Linked DNA regions of Homo sapiens: all the other regions are linked to region 1. The links are chromatin contacts, found by Hi-C or POLR2A ChIA-PET in ENCODE. All regions are on one chromosome and are shown on one strand. Each heading gives the region's core, a stretch centred on a gene start or an enhancer-like site at or near the end of the contact. The rest is flanking DNA. Distances are from core to core; before and after follow the strand shown.

Region 1 (4,389 bases), core at 749-3,248:
CTAAAAAATATCTTGAGCACCAATCTCAGGTTTTACAATAGTAATATTATCCCTAGGAGCAACTGGGGAGGGTTGAAATCCTGTGGCTTCTGGCTGCATGGCTCCTAAGCCATCATTTCTAATCTTGTGGTTAATATGTTAGTCTTACAAAGGCAGTCTGGTCCCCCTGGCAAGAAGGAGGTTTGTTTCAGGAAACTGCTGTTATCATCTTTGTTTCAAAGTTAGACTATAAATTAAATTCCTCCCAAAGTTAGTTTGGCCTGCACCCAGGAATGAAGAAGGGCAGCTTGGAGAGTGTAAGCAAGCTGGAGTCAGTCAGGTCAGACCTCTTTCATAATTTTCTCAGTGTTTATTTTTGCGAAGGTGGTTTCAATACCCCTAACTTTTCTACTTAAAATTACGATATATGCTATTTCAGACTTTTTCTTCAGTATATGAAAGGGTTTAAAGATTTTTGTCACTTCTCATAAAAAAACTAAATTATTTATTAGTTTTACATTTCTTCCCATCATGTTATGCAGTAACAACATATATAGCGCAGTTTCTTGAGTGAATTGAGGAAAGAAATATAGCTCAGAGCAATCTGAGCTATGTGAGGTCTGCAAGAGGTGCCAGGCCCAGAGAGACATGAGTATGTGACTTTAGTCACATCCTACAACCCCCCACCATCTTGCATCTATGCCCAGGGGTAATTGTTTTTTGTTTGGGTTTTTGTTTTGACACAGGGTCCTGCTCTGTTTCCCAGGCTGGAATACAATGGCATGATCTCAACTCACTGCAGCCTCGACCTCCCTGGCTCAAGTGATTCTCCCCACTCAGCTTCAAGAGTAGCTGGGACTACAGGTGCATGCCACCATGTCTGGCTAATTTTTGTGTGAGTGTGAAGATGTGGTCTCACCATGTTGCCCAGGCTGTGCTCAAGCAATCTTCCTTTCTTGGTCTCCCAAAGTTCTCGCATTATAGGCATGAGCCAACGTGCCCTTTATCAGGTTTTTTGTTTTTTCAGACAGGGTCTCACTCTGTTGCCCAGGCTGAAGTTCAGTGGCATGATCATGGCTTTTGTTGCCCCGGCTGGTCTTTAACTCCTGGGCTCGAGGGATCCTCCTGCCTTGGCCTCCCAAGGTGTTGGGATTACAGGTGTGAGCCACCGTGCCCAGTCAGGGACAATTGTTTAAAGGCATTTTGGCTGGCATGCTGGTTCATCCTGTAATCTCAGCATTTTGGAAAGACAAGAGAATCAGTTGAAGCCAGGAGTTTGAGATCAACCTCGGCAATATAGAGAAACCCTGTCTCTGTTTAAATACACCTATTTTGAAGAAAAAAAAAGCCATTTTGTTTCTGACTAGCTGAACTGCCCATTATCTTCATGTTCCTGAAATTTGTGATACAAAGAACATGGTACAGCCAATCAATAAATTATATTATTTAAATGTAAATTATTGGTACATATATTAGTCCATTATCACACTGCTATAAAGAACTACCTGAGGCAGGGCATGGTGGCTCATGCCTATAATCCCAGCACTTTGGGAGGCCGAGGTGGGCGAATCACTTGAGGTCAGGAGTTTGAGACAAGACTGGCCAACATGGTGAAACCCCGTCTCTACTAAAAATACAAAAATTAGCCCAGGGTGGTGGCAGATGCCTGTAATCCAAGCTGCTGGGGAGGCTGAGGCAGGAGAATCACTCGAACCCTGGAGGTGGAGGTTGCAGTGAGCCGAGATTGTGCCACTGCACTGCAGCCTGGGTGATGAAGCGAGACTCCATCTCAAAAAAAAAAAAAAAAAAAAAAAAAAAACTACCTAAGACTGGGTAATTTATTTTAAAAAGAGGTTAGATTGACTCACAGTTCTGCATGGCTGGGGAGGCCTCAGGAAACTTAGAATCATGGCGGAAGGCAAAGGGAAAGCAAAGCACGTCTTACCGTAGCAGAGCAGGAAGAGAGAGAGAGTGAAAGGGGAAGTGCCACACTTTTAAACCATCAGATCTCGTGAGAACTCACTCACTTTTATGAGAAAAGTAAGGAGGAAATCCGCCCCCCATGATCCAGTCACTCCTGCCAGGCCACTTCTCTGACATGTAGGGATTACAATTCAACATGAGATTTGGGTGGGGACACAGAGACAAACCATATCAGTAAACAGTGTAAGATCACCTCTTCTTGTCCCTTAAAAACCTACTTGTGGCTGGGTGTGGTGGTTTGTGCCTGTAATCCCAGTACTTTGGGAGGCAGAGGCAGGAAGATTGCTTGAGCCCAGGAGTTCAAAACCAGCCTGAGCAACACAGTGAGACCCTCTCTCTACCAAAAAAAAAAAAAAGAAAAAAGTCAAGAGGATCACTCGAGCCCACGAGGCACAGGCTGCAGTGAGCCATGGTTGTGCCACTGCACTCAGCCTGGGTGACAGAGAAAGACCCTTTCTCATAAATAAAATAAAATAAAACAAAACCCCAGCTACTTGTAATTGCTGCTAGTTGGAGTACATATTCAGGGAACTTTGAGTCTATGTTTTAGGTTGCAGTCTTCAAACTTGGCCCAAATAAACTCTCTACTTACATTCCGTTTGCCTCAGTTTTTCCCTTTAGGTCAACAGAACAACATTACAAACTGGATTTTAATTTAATTGAGCAAATTGATATTTTTTCCTGAAGGCCACACAATGCTCTACAACCTGAGGAAAGAGGCATTAGGGAAAAGGAAGAGGAGGAGTACTGTATGTTTCCCAAGTTGTTCTTTAATTTTCTTTTCAGGTTAATTTGTTTGTTGCTTTTTTTCATCATCTAAATGTCTATTTTTTATATTAACCAAAATATGTCAATAGAATATATTTTTGGGTCCCATTTTTAGCCAATTAACTCATAACAAGCATTGTCCTGAAAAAGTTTTAAAAAGGCATATTGGGCCGGGCGCGGTGACTCACACCTGTGATCCTAGCACTTTGGGAAGCCGAGGTGGGCAGATCAGGAGGTCAGGAGTTCGAGACCATCCTGGCCAACATGGTGAAACCCTGTATCTACCAAAAATACGAAGAAATTAGCTGGGCGTGGTGGTGCACGCCTGTAATCCCAGCTACTCGGGAGGCTGAGGCAGGAGAATTGCTTGAACCCAGGAGGAAGACATTGCAGTGAGCCAAGATTGAGCCGTTGCACTCCAGCCTGGGCTACAGGGTGAGACTTCATCTAAAACAAAAAAAAAGTGTATTGTGTTGTTTATGTTATCTTACAAATTTTAATATTAAATTTCATTTGATATCACTTAGAAACAATGATGTAAATGAGAGAGGGAATGTGTGTATGTACCTCTTTCACTAGAATATATATATACATATATATATATATATTTTTTTTTTTTTTTTTTTTTTTTTTGATACAGTGTCTCACTCTGTCGCCCATGCTGGAGTGCAGTGGCGCGATCTTGGCTCACTGCAAGCTCTGCCTCCCGGGTTCACGCCATTCTCCTGCCTCAGCCTCCCGAGTAGCTGGGACTACAGGCGCCTACCACCACGCCTGGCTAATTTTTTGTATTTTTAGTAGAGATGAGGTTTTGCCGTGTTAGCCAGGATGGTCTCGATCTCCTGACCTCGTGATCCACCCGCCTCGGCCTCCCAAAGTGGTGGGATTACAGGCATAAGCCACCGTGCTCGGCCACTAGAATATATTTTTACAAAATAATAATGTCACTAGTAATAATACTTTAGAGTACTTTACCATCTCTATTCTTTACTTATGCTGCCATCTATATGCTAGCAAGACATTTTCAGATTAGTATTTCACAAAAACCATTTATTTGAGTCCTTACTGCATTACTTTAAATGTTCAGACCATTCTAAGTAATCTATGAGTTTAATCAATGGTATTGTTAGAATTAGCCTCTGGAATCATCTATCATTGAGTTTCTATCAAATTCTAAGGGGAGATAGAAGTGCTGTAGGTCTAAATTGTATGCAGCCCATCATCCTAATTATATCATGTAGGGAGGCCAGCTGGCTAGCTGTCAAGAGACCTCAGGATGCTCATTTAAATTGGTAAATTCACTGTGGTCCAGGCTCTGAATCTTTGCTCAGCAGCTTCAAAACTTGAATTTTTGTCAGCATGTTGAAAGTAAATTCTTCTCTTAGCAGACTCATAATATTCAAACGTACAGAGGCTGAAATGGTATTAATTTACAAAGGGCAACAAATTTTTTATGTGAGTTGTGCTGTACCAATGGGACCAGTGCATTTACTCTTTAAAGACAAAACTACATGGGAATCCAATTATAATTGACAGTTTGGGGGTGTGTATTCAGAACAAGAGAAGGTAGTTGGAAGACGTACCTTACATTTTTGTCAAATTTGTCATGTGGCCCGGAGTGTTTTGAGTTTTTGACCCAAGGTCTCTTCTTCCCTGTAG
Region 2 (3,937 bases), core at 325-2,824, 130 kb after region 1:
GTCTCAAACTCCGACTTCAGGTGATTCACCCACCTTGGCCTCCCAAAGTGCTGGGATTATAGGTGTGAGCCACCGCACCTGGCTTTATTGGTCCATTTTTTAAAAAACAATACAGAAGTATATCAAGTTAAAAAACAGAACAAAACAGTTTTCTATATTTACCCTTTATGAAAAGCCCATTTGAATGGAATGTTTGCTGTTAAATTTGGTATGTGTCCTACTTTTGGTACATAGTAGATTTACTAGTAATTTTTATTTTATTTTTTTTTTTTTGTGCAACTGGATATTCCAAATGAATTGAAAAGCATCATAAATGTAAACACTGTAATATTTTTAAAAAATAGTTTTAAAAATTGGTGTCTTGAACATTGAAAATATTTAATTATAATATAAAAGTGTTATTTTATTATTAGCCTGGCTAATATTTGGCTCCTAAAATAATTCTTCCTAGATAAACATTGAAAAGTTATTAAACTGTTATACATATAAACTTAGGATCTCAGACTATGCAAGAATTTAGTTCATGTCGTTTATATTGGTAGGTAAGTATAGCCTCTGATATATCATTAGATTTATCTGAGCTCTTACTCCAAATATTTTTTTAAATAAAATTAGAGTTTTCAATTTTACGTTGAACATTTGGCCACTACAATATAGTAAACCTTACCAAAGTTTTCTTCAATTGTACTTTTCTAAAGGAGTTAAATAAGATTACTACTCAGTTGGATCAGGTCACTGCAAAGTTACAAGACAAGCAAGAACATTGCAGTCAGCTGGAAAGTCATCTTAAAGAATATAAAGAGAAATACCTCTCTTTAGAACAGAAAACCGAAGAGCTAGAAGGTCAAATTAAGGTTTGTATAAAAGAAGTTGAATTTAGTCATATTTTCTACTTCAGTAGCAATGGAATCTCATGACCTACATGGAATCAAAGATTTTTAGTTAACAAAGAAAGGTGAAGTTGTGGTATAAAATTTTTAAAAAATTGCTTGTAATTTTTCATGTCTTAAGTTTGAATTCTATCTTTATTTTTAATGTCTCCCTTAATGAGCATCTTTTATAAATGACAGTCAACTTACATACTGATTCCATTGTAATGTGTTACTTTTTCCAAAGACAGATAACCAGGTATCTACTCTACCATTACAAGGAACTTCTCAATTTTTTGTTGTGAAGTCTCTTCTGTTCCTTCATTCTTCCATCTCTTACCAACTTACTCCAATATCACATTTCAGATATGGTAGACTTTTCCTTTTTAGAACTTTATACCCTTTGGATTTTGCTTCTAATTTAAAAACACATTGAGACTATGATAAACTGTATCTTACTTTAACACAACTCCATATGAATGTGTTGATTTACTGAAGAGATAAGATGATTAGACATCTCAGAAGGATTTGACCTGAGTTTTTGTGTCCTTCAAATTAGAACCGCTTGCTGCTTAACTGCCTTTGGCTAAAAATAAAAAAAAAAAAAATTTTTAAAAATTGAGCTACTATCAGTTAAACAAAAACTTCTCAAGTTACTATATATGTAACTTATACTTCCTCAACCCGGTGAAGCGTGTGTGTATAAGTTTAGAGTCATGAAATGAATATATGTACATACATACCAATATAGTATGGGGGAATAATTACATTTACAATTCTGTTTATAGGTTCCTTTTTCTTTATGACAAACGATAATAGCAAAGGCAAGGTACTTTAGGCATGGTTAAAAATAACAGAAGTATTATTTTACTGAAAAGTGTCTAATGAGAATTCTTTTTGGGTACCTATTAAAAATAGTGGTTATTTAGAACTGAGTTTTTATTGTGATTATCAGCTCTAACACTTTGTAATTATCATTTTAGGGAGTATCATATTTTTTATATAGACATGTATAATTAATTTAGCTACATCAAATATCTTTTATTTAATGAATATTTTCAGTGTAGGTCAATGGTAAGGGCTACAGATACCAATCAGTTTATAAAATATTTAGTGTGCAAAATCACTACCACTGCAAGGAAATGCATTGTGTAAAGCTTTTCAAACTTATATTCAACAGTTTGATTTTGTAAGTTTGTAAAAATACACACATAATTACATGTATACATGTGAGATGCAAACTATATTCTGAAGAACAACAATGTCATCTAGTCCAAGAGATTAAAGAAGCAAAATCAGGAACTTAATTGGCTTTATATTTAGGATCAATAGGTGTTAATGAGAAGGAGTACGTGAGAACTTCATTTTAGTTTTAAATATCTTATAATTACATCAGTGTTTTTAACTGTGACTATAAAAGATAATATGTTTTAAGTGAGTAGATCAGTGAACCTGTTAACTTATTTTTTCATACTTGAGTTAATAACTTTTACTGAGATAATAACTATTTATGTTTCTATGTTTCTTTTAAGTTGATTGTTTCATTCAGAATTAATTTTTTTTTTTTTTGAGATGGAGTCTCATTCTGTTGCCCAGGCTGGAGTGTAGTGGTGCGATCTCAGCTCGCTGCAACCTCTGCCTCCCAGGTTCAAGCCGTTCTCCTGCCTCGGCGTCTTGAGTAGCTGGGACTTCAGGCACCGGCCACCACGCCTGGCTAATTTTTTTTTTTTTTTTTTTTTTAGTAGAGATAAGGTTTCACCATGTTGGCCAGGCTGGTCTCGAACTTCTGACCTCAAGTGATCTGCCTGCCTCTGCCTCCCAAGGTGCTGGGATTACAGGTGTGAGCCACCGCGCCCAGCCCAGAATTAATTTTAAACACCAACACTTAGTGGCAGTCTATCATGTATAAAGCTTTCTGCTGGGTCTTCTGAAAGATTTTAAAATAAATAACACCCTTAGTAATGGTTTCAGAATATGTTTTTTATTATAATAAATTTTTTTTTGTATGTCACACCTGTTTGAATATAAACAAAAATGTTATAGTATTTAATAATAGATTGATAATTACTAATATTAAAATGGCTGCCATATCATATTTCTTTCATAGAAACTAGAAGCTGATAGTCTTGAAGTTAAAGCAAGCAAGGAGCAGGCTTTGCAAGATCTACAACAGCAAAGACAGCTGAACACAGATTTAGAGCTCAGAGCCACAGAATTGAGTAAACAACTTGAAATGGAGAAGGAAATGTAAGCTAAACCACTTTACTTACAAATTAAGGGAAAAGATTGTGAACTAAGTATTAAAATTTCCTTCAGATTTAAATTTTGCTATCGTAGTGCTTAAAGACTTATTAGATATTTATTTTGTGTTGATTTTATAAACTGATGTTAATGTGAATGAAAAAATAAAGCCATCATAATAGGGTTAAACTTCTCTAGAAAGGACTGAAAACTTAGTTTTATAAAATTTGGGTCATCCAGTTTCTTTTCAACAATGATATGGTGCTCATTTCTCTGGCATAAACCTTGTTTTATGTTGTTCACAAATTTGAATAAATTACTGTAAAATTAAAAAATTCGGGGATATTTATGTGTTACCCAAAAGTAGTTAGCCTTCTAGCTATACCAAATAGGGAATGGATTCTTTCTTATAAGAAGTGATCTTCTCAGCCTGGGTAGCATAGCAAGATTGCTTGAGCTTGGGAGGTCGAGGCTGTCACACCACTGCACTCCAGCCTGGGCGACAAAGTGATACTCTATCTCAAAAAGAAAAAAAAAAAAAAAATAACCTCAGCTTTGTGATGCATTTTGGCAGATTGTCTATGTTTATGAAGACAAAGGAAACACAAAAACCAGTGTGCCTTCTTGTTTTTCTTATTGATGCGAAATTCACACATAGTTAAATGCACAGATTTTACATATGTACTTTGAGTTTTAATCAGTGTATATTCTGTGTATCTGTGGATCTAGCCACAGCACCATATAGGACATTGTCATCACTCCAGGAGTTTTCTCACTTGCCCTTCTAGTCAATACCTTCCTTATCCTTTTCCTGTAGACAACCACAG
Region 3 (4,141 bases), core at 83-2,582, 170 kb after region 1:
GAAAATCTGTACACTTCACAACAGGCCAAGAAAAGCCATGCAAAAGTGTTAACTGGTGAAAGCCAGATTTTTTTTTTCTTCCTATCTTAAAGTAATGGAATTTAGTCTTTGGGATTTTCTACTTCCACGTTAGAGTACTATATACCTGAGATGAGTTTGAGAATAGGAATTTTAAAACTGCTACTTAAATGTAGTCCCTATTTATTGCTTTGTATATTAAAAGAACAATCAAGCTTTGTATCTAAAGATTTATCATTATGTTTGAGGTAGGACTATAAAGCGGTTAAGACTGATTGACAGGCCATGAAGGAAAATTGGTTTCATTATTTTATGGATACAGAGTAAGATGCTGGAGTTCATATTGGACATAAGCAGTGGACATTGTTTTCCTTCTGATACTCCATTTATCTGATCATTCACCCTTTACAAATTAGCACCTTTCTTCACTCACACCTCTTACAAACCTGACGGAAGCATTAGAAGGTAATCTGGATGTCAGTATATATTTGTCAAGAAATTCCTCAGAGTTCAAATTTGTTGCAGTCATTATTCCTCTATACTGAGGATTTTCCTAGCTCAAAATTTCAAATTCTGAAACTTCTTTAAAATGCAAATTTCCTTCTAGCTTATCACTAGCTAAGTGTTACAAAACTTTGAATGAAATTATACCTTAAACCATAATCTTCTAAAAAGACATGCCACTTGTTTTAGGTCCCTAAATTTCAGAGGATTCTGCGGGCAATGTGAATAAAGATATTTTCTTGGTTTCCTGACTCTTGGTAAAGCAAGAAATTGCAGTTGTTATTTGTGCCATCCATGTTTTCTGTTGAAAAAAAGAAAAAAATACATAAATAGAGATTAGAATGTTAAGCTGACAATTTCTCACATATTTGGGCTAATATTTTCTGCTATATTTATTGACCAGCTCTTTAAAACTGAAGACTAATGAAACATTTGCATATGTTTCCCATTTTCTTTCTTACATCTAATATAAATACTTCTAATCTTACAGGAAAATGCAGATGGGCTAAATGAGTATGGTATGCATGTTGGATAACAGTTATGAGTAATCAAGAAACAATAGTCAATGATAACTCATTAGAAAAATGAGCACTGAGAATATATGTAGTTTGAAAGTGGCATTGCTGGAATTTCTATTCTCTGTGGAAACAAGTTCTTAACCTGTAGTATAACTTGAAAGAGACTGAGGGCAGTGACCCAGGAAATTGAATATTGCATTTGTTGTCTGGCCACATTGTAGATATGATGAAAGCCTACCAGGGGAAATACAAAAATAGAAACTTCTAAGACAGAGAAACCAGAGTCAGGCAGCTGCTCTTTCAACTCCATAGCTGTAAAAACAATGGCAGTTTTTCAAAGGTTGACAAGCTGACTTGACAGGGATCATTATTGCGCCAGGCCCTCCTTAAGCTAATATCCTATTATATGCACTTTGGAAACTGATTGGAGCATCTTAAAGGTTCATCATGCAATCCAAATCAATTCTTCCCCCATTTCCTACAGAAACTGTAGAACGCAGGCAGTTCTTGAGCTTCTGCAGGAGAACTCTGCAAGCGTGAGGAAATTGTTCCTCAACCCCGCAAGTGTGAGGAAATTGTTCCTCAACCCCACAAGTGTGAGGAAATTGTCAATACTGAGGCTTTTGAGCATTATATGGACTAGATGTACCCCTCCCCTCCTCCCAAATCTGCCCTTCCCAAGTGGGTGAGAGAAAAACACAAAACTTTCCATTCACTGTTACTTAAGACACTTGGGGGGAGCTTATGTAAACTCTGAAGAATCAAAGACCTACAAAATTAAAATACATACTTTGATGTTTTCCGTTTGGGCTTGTAATAAGAATGCTGCTATACACTGTCGATATCTGTTTTCGTGTTGTATAAGAAAAGCATTTCTCAGCCCAAAGACTAGAAAAAGATATTACAAAGACAAAAAGCCAAATCATTTCATATGAAATCCAAACAATTTCTTAGTACAAGAATCTGGGGTTTGTTTTCTATTTGGCTTGTTTCTGTTTTAACGAGGGTGGGAGGTTTATCTAGCTTATAATTTTTTTTTAAATTTTATTTCAATGCCAAGACCCCACCACTATGTCCAAATAAAGCCTACTCTACTATAAAAACCCTTTCTTCCTTAGCTAATGACTTCTGATACTTGATGAAATGCAACTAAGGCTTAGGTAATGGGGCCCCTGCTCGTAGAACAAGCTAAACATATGCGGTAGATTTTTTTGTGTATGAAAATATAGATAATAAAAATATACAAAACAATATAATATTTTCTTCTTTGTTCTTCACCACTCCTTTAAAAAATTTTATTTTTGTGTTTAAAGGGAAGTCACATCCAACCAAGGTTTATAAACAAATTAAGATGTGGCAAAAATACAAAACCACCTGAATACTTCAGGCCAAGAAAAGCCAAAAACCACTCAAAATCCAGCATCCACCAAACTGGGTGAAATGTAAAACAAAACAAAAAGAGACATTGGCATGGTTTCTGTGTTTGCAAAAGAAAGCCTGTTCTGTCATTTCCTAGCTGGCCTCAAAGAAAAGATAGTGGGAGAGCAGACTTCTTTTTCTAATATAGCAGGAGCGCTTAAAATGAAAGTCTCTTCTTTGAATTATTAATACAACACAGTCCTGAAGCTTACACATTCTTTTTTCTCTCTTTTTTTTTTTTTCTTGAGACGAAGTCTCTCACTGTCGCCCGGGCTGGAGTGCAGTGGCGGGATCTCGGCTCACTGTACCTCTGCCTCCCAGGTTCACATGGTTCTCCTGCTTCAGCCTCCTGAGTAGCTGGGATTACAGGCGCCCGCCACCACGCCTGGCTAATTTTTTTGTGTTTTTAGTCGAGACGGGGGTTTCACTTTGTTGGCCAGGCTGGTCTCGAACTCCTAACCTCATGATCCACCCAACCTCGGCGTCCCAAAGTGCTAGGATTATAGGCATGAGCCACCGCGCCCGCCCTATACATTCTTTCTATAGTCAGTGTTTAGAAACAAACAAACAAAAACAGGCCAGGGCTGTCTCCTGCCCACATCAAGTACTTCAGGAAAGAGAAAAAGTGAGCAAGTGACATATTCTTGCTGATCATTAAGCTGATGCTTGTCTGCTGTCACTATTTGTATTTGTTGAAGTTAGTTTAACTCAGGCTTATCTGAGGGGCTGTTGGGCTTCTTTCAGAATCCAGGTGAATACAATACTTATTTTCTTAACTGCAAGAACTACCCCAGTATCACAGATTATACTCATAACAATCTAAACATCATAATTCCCAAATTCTACTACAAAAAATAAAGTCTGTTAATGAGAGGCCATAAAATTCTGTCCAGCTTCTCTGCAGCGAGAGGACTTAAACCTATTAAAATGACTTTCTGGGGAAAAAAAAAAAAAGCTGGCTGTGTTTTACTCTCTAATTCTTTGCCTTATAAATTCCCTGTAGCAAGTGAGGCTTTAAAGATCAGGTCATTGTTCTTGGCTGGTTTTTGGAATTCATTTTCCTCAAAAACTATAATTGTACTTCCAGGTTATTCCAGGCATCCTTGCTTCATTTGGTTTGTAGTATGGGTACAAGGGACTTTATAAATAAAAGGACCTGCTAAGCTAGGCCTGTAAAATACAATTTGGAGAGAGTATAATATACAGGCAAGAATAGCTCTTTTTTTACTGACATTCTAATACAATAACTGACACAATTTTAAAAGCATTTTCTATGTATTGGGCACCATACTATGTTTTTTCTCTATATAGCAACCCTGTGAGATAGGTCAGCTAATTCCTACTTGTAAATGAGGAAACATATTAATTTTTCCAAGGTCACAGAGCTTATAAATGATATAGCCAGGATTTGGAATTAGGTCTGTCACTCCAGAGCTCAATCTCTCTCTTGTCCTCATTTACTCTTTCCTGTTCTATAGCTGCTCTGCCCATGTACTGTATCTAATTAGTCAAGTTAATAGGCCCGAGGAATGAGAAAAATATTTTTAAAAGGAACAAGAGATGGTAGTTACAAATCAGAAAATAAAAAAGGTGGAAGCATAGTTGTTTTGTTTTTGCTTTTTGAGACAGAGTCTCACTCCATCACCCAGGCTGGAGTGCAGTCGTGCGACCTTGGCTCACTG

What was found. Hi-C counts contacts between places; a loop is a spot of excess contacts on that map. ChIA-PET counts read pairs that join two places held with the same protein, here RNA polymerase II (POLR2A). Pooled maps may share reads with other maps.
Region 2: a loop to region 1 is called in a map of psoas muscle, with 2.2 times the contacts of the local background. The contact joins two enhancer-like sites. A Hi-C loop is called at or near these places in 2 of 168 maps with a recorded cell type or tissue (Caco-2 and psoas muscle) and 3 of 50 pooled maps. POLR2A ChIA-PET finds 5 or more read pairs at or near these places in 3 of 52 experiments (B cell, Panc1 and T-cell).
Region 3: a pooled map shows a loop between it and region 1 (2.6-fold over the local background). The contact joins two enhancer-like sites. A Hi-C loop is called at or near these places in 1 of 50 pooled maps. POLR2A ChIA-PET finds 5 or more read pairs at or near these places in 4 of 52 experiments (CD8-positive, alpha-beta T cell, Panc1, activated T-cell and 1 more).

Annotation. Positions count from the first base shown.
Region 1 is chr12:92,938,905-92,943,293 of GRCh38, reverse strand. No RefSeq gene overlaps it. Among named protein-coding and RNA genes, the nearest start is that of EEA1, 12 kb to the right of the region's middle. Within about 2 kb of position 1,998, at least 3 of the 41 ENCODE cell types and tissues checked have a DNase peak (open chromatin) inside an H3K27ac peak, as active enhancers do.
Region 2 is chr12:92,808,196-92,812,132 of GRCh38, reverse strand. It overlaps EEA1 (early endosome antigen 1), which reads left to right. Exons shown (of 29, transcript NM_003566.4): 17 at 699-854; 18 at 2,977-3,116. Among named protein-coding and RNA genes, the nearest start is that of PLEKHG7, 110 kb to the right of the region's middle. Within about 2 kb of position 1,574, at least 2 of the 41 ENCODE cell types and tissues checked have a DNase peak (open chromatin) inside an H3K27ac peak, as active enhancers do.
Region 3 is chr12:92,766,770-92,770,910 of GRCh38, reverse strand. It overlaps PLEKHG7 (pleckstrin homology and RhoGEF domain containing G7), which reads right to left. Exons shown (of 17, transcript NM_001377329.1): 16 at 1,831-1,928; 17 at 1-823. The coding sequence ends at 716. It overlaps EEA1 (early endosome antigen 1), which reads left to right. Exons shown (of 29, transcript NM_003566.4): 29 at 1-274. Among named protein-coding and RNA genes, the nearest start is that of PLEKHG7, 66 kb to the right of the region's middle. RefSeq lists a silencer at 1,472-1,672. Within about 2 kb of position 1,332, at least 2 of the 41 ENCODE cell types and tissues checked have a DNase peak (open chromatin) inside an H3K27ac peak, as active enhancers do.